Regions from separate parts of the Mus musculus genome. Here region 2 is linked to region 1. A link is a loop called in an ENCODE intact Hi-C map of the cell type or tissue named here. Cell type or tissue: left cerebral cortex. All regions are shown on one strand. Each heading gives the region's core, and the rest is flanking DNA. Links, peaks and the distances in the headings are about the cores only.

Evidence for each region. Peaks named below come from ENCODE experiments on the same cell type or tissue, not always from the same donor. Only the 100,000 strongest peaks of a DNase experiment are listed, where the experiment ranks them.
Region 2: a loop joins it to region 1, with 4 times the contacts of the local background. A loop is called at or near these places in 1 of 42 quality-filtered maps.

What each region holds. Positions count from the first base shown.
Region 1 is chr5:93,042,746-93,047,133 of GRCm38, forward strand. Sowahb (sosondowah ankyrin repeat domain family member B) reads right to left here and starts at 2,277. Exons shown (of 1, transcript NM_175270.4): 1 at 1-2,277. The coding sequence starts at 2,113. In left cerebral cortex, for the core only: a CTCF peak has its summit at 2,466; DNase peaks (open chromatin) are centred at 608, 887, 1,221, 1,993 and 4 more places; H3K4me3 peaks cover 3,350 bases; H3K27ac peaks cover 3,817 bases.
Region 2 is chr5:92,980,543-92,984,930 of GRCm38, forward strand. No RefSeq gene overlaps it. Among named protein-coding and RNA genes, the nearest start is that of Gm36764, 26 kb to the right of the region's middle. In left cerebral cortex, for the core only: CTCF peaks have their summits at 2,331 (motif pointing left) and 3,586 (motif pointing right); a DNase peak (open chromatin) is centred at 547.

The sequences.
Region 1 (4,388 bases), core at 217-4,216:
CTAAGGAATAGACAGGGAAGATAGGTTTGCCCCGGGGTGCACCCAGGAGCTGCCACGTTTCCCCAGAGACGTTACTGTTCAGATACTGCCATGGCTTCTTGCCACTGCAGTCCCGAATGTTCACCCGAGAAGCCAGTCTTTGCACTAGCAATTTGATGACTCCCTGGTGCCCGTGAATAGCTGCAAGGTGCAGTGGGGTATAGCCACAACTGGACCTCACATTTACATCTAGTGCAATGCCCGCCTTCTGGGCTCCAGAGACCAAATCCTGAAGGGCACACAGGTCACCATGCTTTGCTATCCAGTGCAAGGCTGTGTACCCAGTCAGGAAGTCTCTGTGCAAAGCCAGCTGGGGGTCCTCCCAGAACAAAGTCAGCACGTGAAGCCAGGAACCACTGGCAAGCCTCACAATCCACTCATGCTCCCTGGTGTCTAGAGGGACAAGGGGGGACCTGTGCTCAGAAGGTCTGTGGGGTATCAAGGCTGCAGATCCATCCCTGCTTGGGATCCATGAAGAGTGTGGCTGACTGGCCACAGCATTAGCATCTGCCAATTTCTGTACCAAAACAGCATCCACCCTTGGGCTGGGCAGGGCTCCTGCCTTGGAAGGTTTCCTGGACCGAGGTGGGCGCCGACTCCTTTTCCACAAGTCCTCATCAGGATGCTCCTCGTCTGAGGAAGAAGGAGATTTGGTTCTTCCTGTTCGAGAGCTCCTCCTGACAGACCTTCGGAACTTGAGGGCAGGGAAGGGCTCTTGGGGGTGGTCTCCAAGGCTTTTAGCCACTGTTGGGACCTTCCGAAAACTGGGCGCATTCCCTCTATATCCGAGGTCCCGCCGGATCAGGCAAGGGCTGTCGTTTGGTGGCAAAAACAGATCCTCAACTGGATCCCTGAGCTCCCCCCAGGAGGAAGTTCTCAAGACAGGTTGCAGCCCCTCTTCGGGGGTTCCGGGAGATTCTTTGGGTCCACTGCTGCTCTCCTCACTTCCATGGCTCTCTTGCTCCACAAAGTCATTCAGATCCTGGAGGGACAGCTGACAACGAATGCTTCGAAAGACGGTAGATGGAGCGTTCCCTGGCCAGGATTCTGAGGACTCATCGAGAACCACGGGAAGGAGAGAATGAAAAGACAGAGCGGGCTCTGGCAGCGCCGAGCTGGTCTCCGAGACCCCAAAGGCGGTTTCTGAAGGTAGCTGGAGGAAGTTGTCTGGCAACACCGACCAGGCGCGAGTGGGCGCCTGGATCTCGGGCTCAGGCACCTGCAGGTATCTGGCTACCCACTCTTGAGTGCGCTGGTGCTGTTGCTGCAGCTGCTGGGTTGAATGGTTCGGGGAGCCGGCGGTAAACAGCTCCAGTGGCTCTCTGGAGGGCGCCGGGTGGGGCGGGAGAGCAGGCGGGGACGTCGGGCTGCCAGCAGCCTCGACGGCGGTCGGAGGCCAGACAGGCGGTACAGATCCAGGCGCGTGCTCGGCGGCCTCTCCTTCCCTCAGCCACCCCGGAGCTCCGAGGTCATCCCGGGCAGGTGCAGCGCGCTCCGGCTTCTCGCAGGCGACTGCAGGGTCTCCGAGATCTTCTGGCAGCGGCTGTCCGGTGGACTGTCCCCAGCCGTTCTGCTGGCACTCCCAGCAGCAGCGTCCTCGCGTCCCCACAGCCGCACACCTGCCTCTGGCTTGAGCAGCCTCTGGCTCCGGTGTCCTCTGGTTCGGGCTGTCCTCCGGGCTGGGGTCTGGCCCGGCCACCTTCTGCGCGCTGCCACCTACGTCCACCTGGGTCCCCGCACCTGCCGGCGGCTTCTGCGGCTCCGGGTCACGGCGGCGGTGGCCCCGCGGCTTTCCATCTACAGGGCCCGGTCGCTGCAGGCCCTCCTCCCCCAGTAGGTCCCTGTACCTCCTCTTGAGCACCACGTACTTGGTGCCGTCGGGGTCCTGGCGCACTGCGGCCACCGAGTTCACGAAGCCCTTGAAGCGCTCGCGACGCTCCTGCAGCTGGCCTGGAGACACGTGAGGGTCGCGCAGGAAGCTCTTGAAGTGGCTCAGCAGCTCTGCGTTACGCACTCGGCCCCCGGCCTGGCACAGAAAGTCCAGCAGTGCCTCCTGGCTCAGCTCTCCGGCCATCGCTGCTGGGTCCTTAGTCCCTGGGGCGGCTGCGTCTCGAGCTCCCAGCGCACTTCCCCTTCGACCGAAACCCAGGCCTGGAGAGTGTCACCTGCGCCCAGGGTGGCGCCACCCGCCTCCATCAGCCGCGGAGGCCGGCGCCGCCCGCATCCCCAGGGCGCTCCAGGAGGGCCGAGGGTCCCTAGGGGCGGGTGCCCAGGCAGAGTCCCCGCGCGCAACCCTGGTGGCAGGGGGCGGCTCCTGGGCCGCCCCTGAACGACGCTGGCCTGTCGCAGCGAGTCCCCGCAGCGAAAGTTCCCGGGATAGGTCGGAGTCGGTTTCACCTGCGCTCTGGCTACGCCTCCTCCTGGGCTCTGGGGGAAGGGCTCAGCCCGCCTCCAGTACCTCCGCCTTCTGAAGTATCCCCCAACCCCCGCCACCCGTCCGGGGTGAGTCAGGCTGGTCACAGTCGCGGGCAGCGTGGGAGGTGAGGCCGAGGGCGAACTGAGCCGGAGGGGAACAGCTCTCCCGGGCGCGCAGCTACCCCGAGGCCTGGGAGATGTCAGGCAGGTAGGCGACTGGCTGTCCCTCAGAGTGCCCGCCAGGCTAGAAACTAAAGCAGAGGGAGGTCGACTAGGTCCCTCTCTCCCCGCGGCACGAGTTACAGCTAGAGTCTTCACGGGTCAGGGTCCAATAGATTGGCTCCCCGCTGTTTCTCTTTATTAGCTCGGTCTGGGGAGGGGCTCGGGGTTCCCAATTGCAGAATCCGGCGGGATCCGGAAAAAAAAAACCCACCGAGATCCAAACCAAATCTCTTTTAGTTTGTCGATAACAAGATACTGAGAAGGCGGCTCCCAGGACATTCTCTTCAAGGAGTTCAGACACACCTGCCTAAGTCTGTACTGAGAGCGAAATCACTCTGAAAGCTACAGACGAAGGTTGGGTTTTGCCTTTCATTTTCCGGCATCATTGTCTTATATTACAATGCTCAGTGCCAGAGGTGTTGGGGGAGGATTCGCTATCAGAGAGGTCATTTCCTAGGAAGCCAAAATCCAGAGGAATTATCTCCTTAGCTAAGGTATTTGATACCCAGAGTTATTTTTTTTTAATTTAGTCTAAGATTTGTGAAGAGAAGAGATTCGCTCCATCTGTTTCATGTTGACTTCTTTGTGAAGTCTTTGCTTTGAGAATGCAAGTTTTCCTCCACACATTTAAAATGTTGAAATCGCGACGAGGATTTGATTCCACCCCAGGAAAGGGGACGCTAGACTCTCTTGGTCTGTTGAAGGGCTGCTGAGTCCACCCTGATTCAAGTTTTTCTTTAGCCCCCTTTGAAGAGGGAAGAGTTAAGCCACAGCAGCACACTTCATCCATAAAGCCCTACATTTCTGTCTGGTCTGGGTGACTCTCTTTCTTCTTTATCTTGAGTTGATTTGCATACTGTCAACAGTACCTATCTCTTGTAGCCTCAAGCCCCTTTGTCTTCTGCACAGCCTCGTTGCAGCCTTCCCTCCCCACCTTCCCTAACAGCCACCCCAAATGTCTGTGTCTCTGCAGCCTCCCATGACTGCCACGTTTCTAGCGATAAATTCTCTATTTTCTCCTCTCCTTTTACTTCACTTTACAGTTCCAGATTTTTCACTAAGAATATCTCGAGTATGTTGGTCCTGCAACTGTCAACAATGTTTTGGTATGGTCACCCTCCATCCCCCTACCCCAGCATTGGGGGATCAAACTCAGGTACTCATTTGTGCTAGGCAAGCCCTCTGTCACTGCCACTGATCAGTTGACAGTCTGTCAGATAGGCCACACCAGCAGTGTTTCATTTAAATCCCAACAGAACCCTGGTACTTTTCCATGAAGGACTTGGACTCCTTGGCTTTAAATTATCTAGGTCAGAAAGAAGGACTGTTTCTGTCTATTTGGGGCAGTTTCTAGAATTGAAACCTAGTAGTGGGTTGGCATGGAGGAGCTGTTCCCACTCCATATAACTTTGACGCCTTAAAGTAGTTATTGAAACAAATGTTTTTATATGAAACTTCAGCTCGTGCTTGTATTTATTTACTGGTGTTGAGTCTCTCAGTGAGATTCACAAGTGTGGGAGGCAGAGTCCAAATGGAAACCTCAGATGGGCAAGTCAGGAGAATCCCTCTTTGGTGCCTTGCACAAGTACATATGTTGAGTTGTACAAGTGACCAAGAGGCAGAATGGGACCGTGACTTGCTGTACTTTAAGAGGAGAGAAAGGGGAGGGACCGATGCCAAAGGTTTTGACACCATTCACCTTCAATTAAGGG
Region 2 (4,388 bases), core at 258-4,257, 62 kb before region 1:
CACTCACCAAAGTAAGTCTGAATGAATCATCAGTACAAACATAAACGCTGGAGTCATTTGGTGCTTTAGTGGGAAACATGAAGATGGGAACATGCTTGTGACTCAGGAAGAGAAGGGCTTTATACTGGTTACAGAAAACGATTATTACGTTTCACCAAAATTTAAAACTTTTGTTCATCACCAGCTATCACTAAAATAGCAAGAGCCCTAATCGGAGAAAATATTCACAAGTTGCATATAACGCCAAAAAGAATACCTCTAACAAAGGAGTGGTTCCAATTGGCCTTTGAGTAAATACTTCATAAAGGCAGGAACAAATATGGAGTCATCAAAACCAAACAAATGCTCACTGTGGTTAATTATCAAAGAAATGGAAATTTAAAGTACAATTGAGTTGTTACTACAACCCCTCAAAAATGGCTAAAATTATATACACTGGCTCCCATGGTCAAGGCTGACTCATGGAACCCTGACTGGGACAGGGAGGGAAGGACAGACACTTATAGTAAAGGGATTCATTTGAGTGGGAGTTTTGCCACCTGCCACAATCTGAAATAGCATGAGTTGATTGTGTAAGGCAGATGGAGGGCAGCCAGTCTCGGTAGAAGGGCTCTGTAGGTGAACAGTCTCAGGCTGTATGCAGCTGGGAGTGGAAAGCTGTAGTTGCTAGTCTGTACTTACACTGATTAATTCATCATGAACACACAGACTCCCACGAAAAGGTCTTTCTCTTGACCCTGGACCATATGGGCAATGGCTTTGCTAATTTCCCATGGTTCCAAAGCTTTGGAGTCCTTGACATGGCTTCATCCCTGTTGACATTGACATAGAACTTCAGTCAGTCAGGGATTCCTGCACTGCCTACAACAGGCATGAACTAACCAGGACTCAATGGTGAGTTCACGGGTGCACAAAGGATTTACAAACTGCACATTCCATATTCATATTTCACATTCACATTCCACCTCTATACCTCCAAGGTACTTACCCACAAGAAATAAAAGCACATATGCACAAAAAGACTTGTCTAAGACCATGTAGAGAGTCTATACTGTGACACTCAGTATCTACCACTCATTTGGTAGAGTCCCTGGGAAATCACTGCTGTGTTCCTCTGGGTATATCTGGGAAGACATTTCCATACTCAGGTAAACCTTGAGAGCTCTGAACTAACAAACACATCACTCCTTAATGGACTCTAAAAATAACAGCATTATTGATGGACTCTAAAGATAATGGCGTTATTTAGAAGTATGAAAAGGTAGGGGATGGGACCCAATTGAAGGATACAGGTCAGTACCTCCCTGGCATCTTCCTTCATCTTGTTTTTCTCTGCTTTCTGTCCACCATGAAGAACCCCTCCACCATGGTGTCCTGCTACACAAAAACACAGGGCTGAGAGACCATGGACTTAACTCTTAGGAACCAAGAGTCAAAATAACCATCTCCTCTCTCATCTTGGTCAGCTATTTGGTCATGAGGATAGAAGAGTAAAAGAAGGCCCAGACTGGAAAACAGCCCAGGTATTCACCAAGAGACTAACAGAATCACTTAGTCCATTCTATAATGAAGACTAATGTCCCAACAAGAACAAAACATAAGGGCTGGGGCTATAACCAATGGCAGAGAACATGTCTGACATGTAAGAGGGCCTAGCTGAAGTTCCCAAGACTGCAAGGACAAGAGAGAAAAAGACATAGACTGCTGATACAACCTATATGCATGAGTAAAGGCACATTAAACAAAATTGAGATAGATGATTGATAGATGGTAGATAGATAGATGATGATTAATGATAGATAGATAGATAGTCCCAGAGACTAAACCACAAACCAAAGAATACACATGGAGAGACTCATGGCTTCAGCCGCATATGTAGCAGAGAATGGCCTTGTCGGGCATCAGTGGGAAGAGAGGTCCTTGGTCCTGTGAGGGCTCAATGATCCAGTGTAGGGGAATGCCAGGACCAGGAAGTGGGAGTGGGTGGGTTGGTGAGCAGGGGAAGGGATAGAGGGAAGGGATAGGGGGAGGGGGTTTTCAGAGGGGAAACCAGGAAAGGGGATAACATTTGAAATGTAAATAAAATATCCAATTAAAAAAGAAAAAAAAGACAGATGATAGATTGATGATAGATAGATAGGAAGGAAGGAAGGAAGGAAGGAAGGAAGGAAGGAAGGAAGGAAGGAAGAATAAATAAATCTGGGGCTGGAGAGATGGTTTAACAGTAAAGAGCACTTGCTGCTCTTGCAGAGGACCTGGGTTCAATTCTAGCACCCACATGACAGCTGGCAACTGTTCCTAACTTTAGAGGATCTGGTGCCCTCTTCTGGCCTTTGAGGGAATCAAACATGCAAGGTGCTTCAAAAATAATGCTGAGTCTTGTGTGTGTCTTTCACACAAGAGTAATGAGTCTTGTGTGAGTCTTTCACACAAGAGTAATGAGACTGTGTGATGTCCTTTGTAAATCAAATGTATGGTAGAAAAACCCAGAATTGTCTGTGGGGCAACTGGGCAAGGAGTAGGTGGGAACACTGTAGGGTAGATCCTGTGTTGGGGGGGGCATGGGGGGATTGATTGTTCTGCACCTTGGTAGGGGCTCCTCAGAACTCATGGAAGGACTGGGGTGTAGCCATGGGAGAACAACTGTTTTAGCACAATGGAGTCCCGAGCTCAACCCCCAAGAGCAAATATCTCAAGGAACACAAGATGTGCATTTTACTACTATCATGCAAATGTTGTATCATGTGAAAGAAAACCATAAGAAATGTCCCTAATATCATCCATGCTGAAGTATTTCACAGGGATAAAGTATTTAAACTGCCTAAAAATCTAAAAAGAGAGAAGTATGGATGGGTATTATAGCAAATATAATAAAATGTGTAGAGTAAATCTATATTATGACTAATACAGCTGTTGTAAAACTTCTTCCAGCTTCATGTACATTTGAATCTTTTTTCATTAGAAATGTTTTTGGGAAAATTGAGAGCATACACTCAAGAGATGTGTTTCTCACTGCATCTAAATGCCACGTGAAAGCAGAACAAAAGCTTAACCCTAACCAAACACTGAACTCTGTTTTTCCTAATGGCAGGCTGCTGAGGAATTAAGGAAATAACCTCTATTTCTTGAAAGTGCATCCATAATTGAAAACAACTGATGGTTGGGTGGAGTAGAGGGCTCTCCATCCCCGCTGTATTAATGCTAAAACAAGACAATGAAATGCTGAAGAGACTAGACACTGAGTCCATGTGTTGTCATACAATATTCGGTTACTTCTGGCATGTCTGTGATATGTTATATGCTTCCTAGTATGTTGTGGGAACCTCGGTGAGAGGGGAACGGCCTCCACATCTGTACAGAAAGTGGAAAAAACAAACACTGGGAATATGTAACAGCTGACCTCAGAGGACAATGACAACGTGGCAGGGGAGGACATTCTCTCTCTCCCTCCTGCTTGACCTCCAAGTTGAAGTCTACCTTTTCTTCTTTTTTTTAAAGATTTATTTTATGTGCATGAATGTTTTGCCTACTTGTGTGCATGTGCACTCTGTGCAAGCCCAATTCTCTCAAAGGCCAGAAGAGGGCGCCAGATCATCTGTTGTTAGGGACAGTTGCCAGCTGCCACATGGGTGCTGGAACCAAACCCAGATCCTTTGCAAGAGCAGCAAGTGCTCTTTACTGGTAAGCCATCTCTCCAGCCCCCAGTTCTATCTCTATCTCTGTCTCTATATCTCTATTAGTTAGGGTTTTACTGCTGTGAAGAGACACCATAACCAAGGCAACTCTTATAAAGGACAACATTTAATTGGGGCTGGCTTACAGGTTCAGAGGTTCAGTCCATTATCATCAAGGCAGGAGCATGGCAGCATCCAGGCAGACATGGTGCAGGAGGAGCTGAGAGTTCTACATCTTCATCTGAAGGCTGCTAGTGGAAGACTGACTTTCAGGCACCTAGGAGAGGGGCTTAAAGCCCATGCTCACAGTGACACACCTATTCCAACAAGGCCACACCTCCAAATAGTGCCACTCCCTGGCCAAGCATATTCAAACTCTCTCTCTCTCTCTCTCTCTCTCTCTCACACACACACACACACACACACACACACACACACACACACACACACACATCAAGCTATCAATCACCTATCTTATAAATTTATTTAATGTGTGTTTCCTCATGCATATATACTCTCACATGTGTGAGAGTGCTGAAGTCAAGAGGGAGCAGCTTGCAGGAGTGAGCTCTCTCCTACTCCAGGTCCTGGGGAATCACACTCCTGTGGTCGGGCTTAGCTGCAAGTCCTTTTACCCACTGACCCATCTTGCAAGCTTTAAATTCCATCCTTAGAGAGTCATTCCTTTAATTCTGAGTCATGTTGAAACTCCAG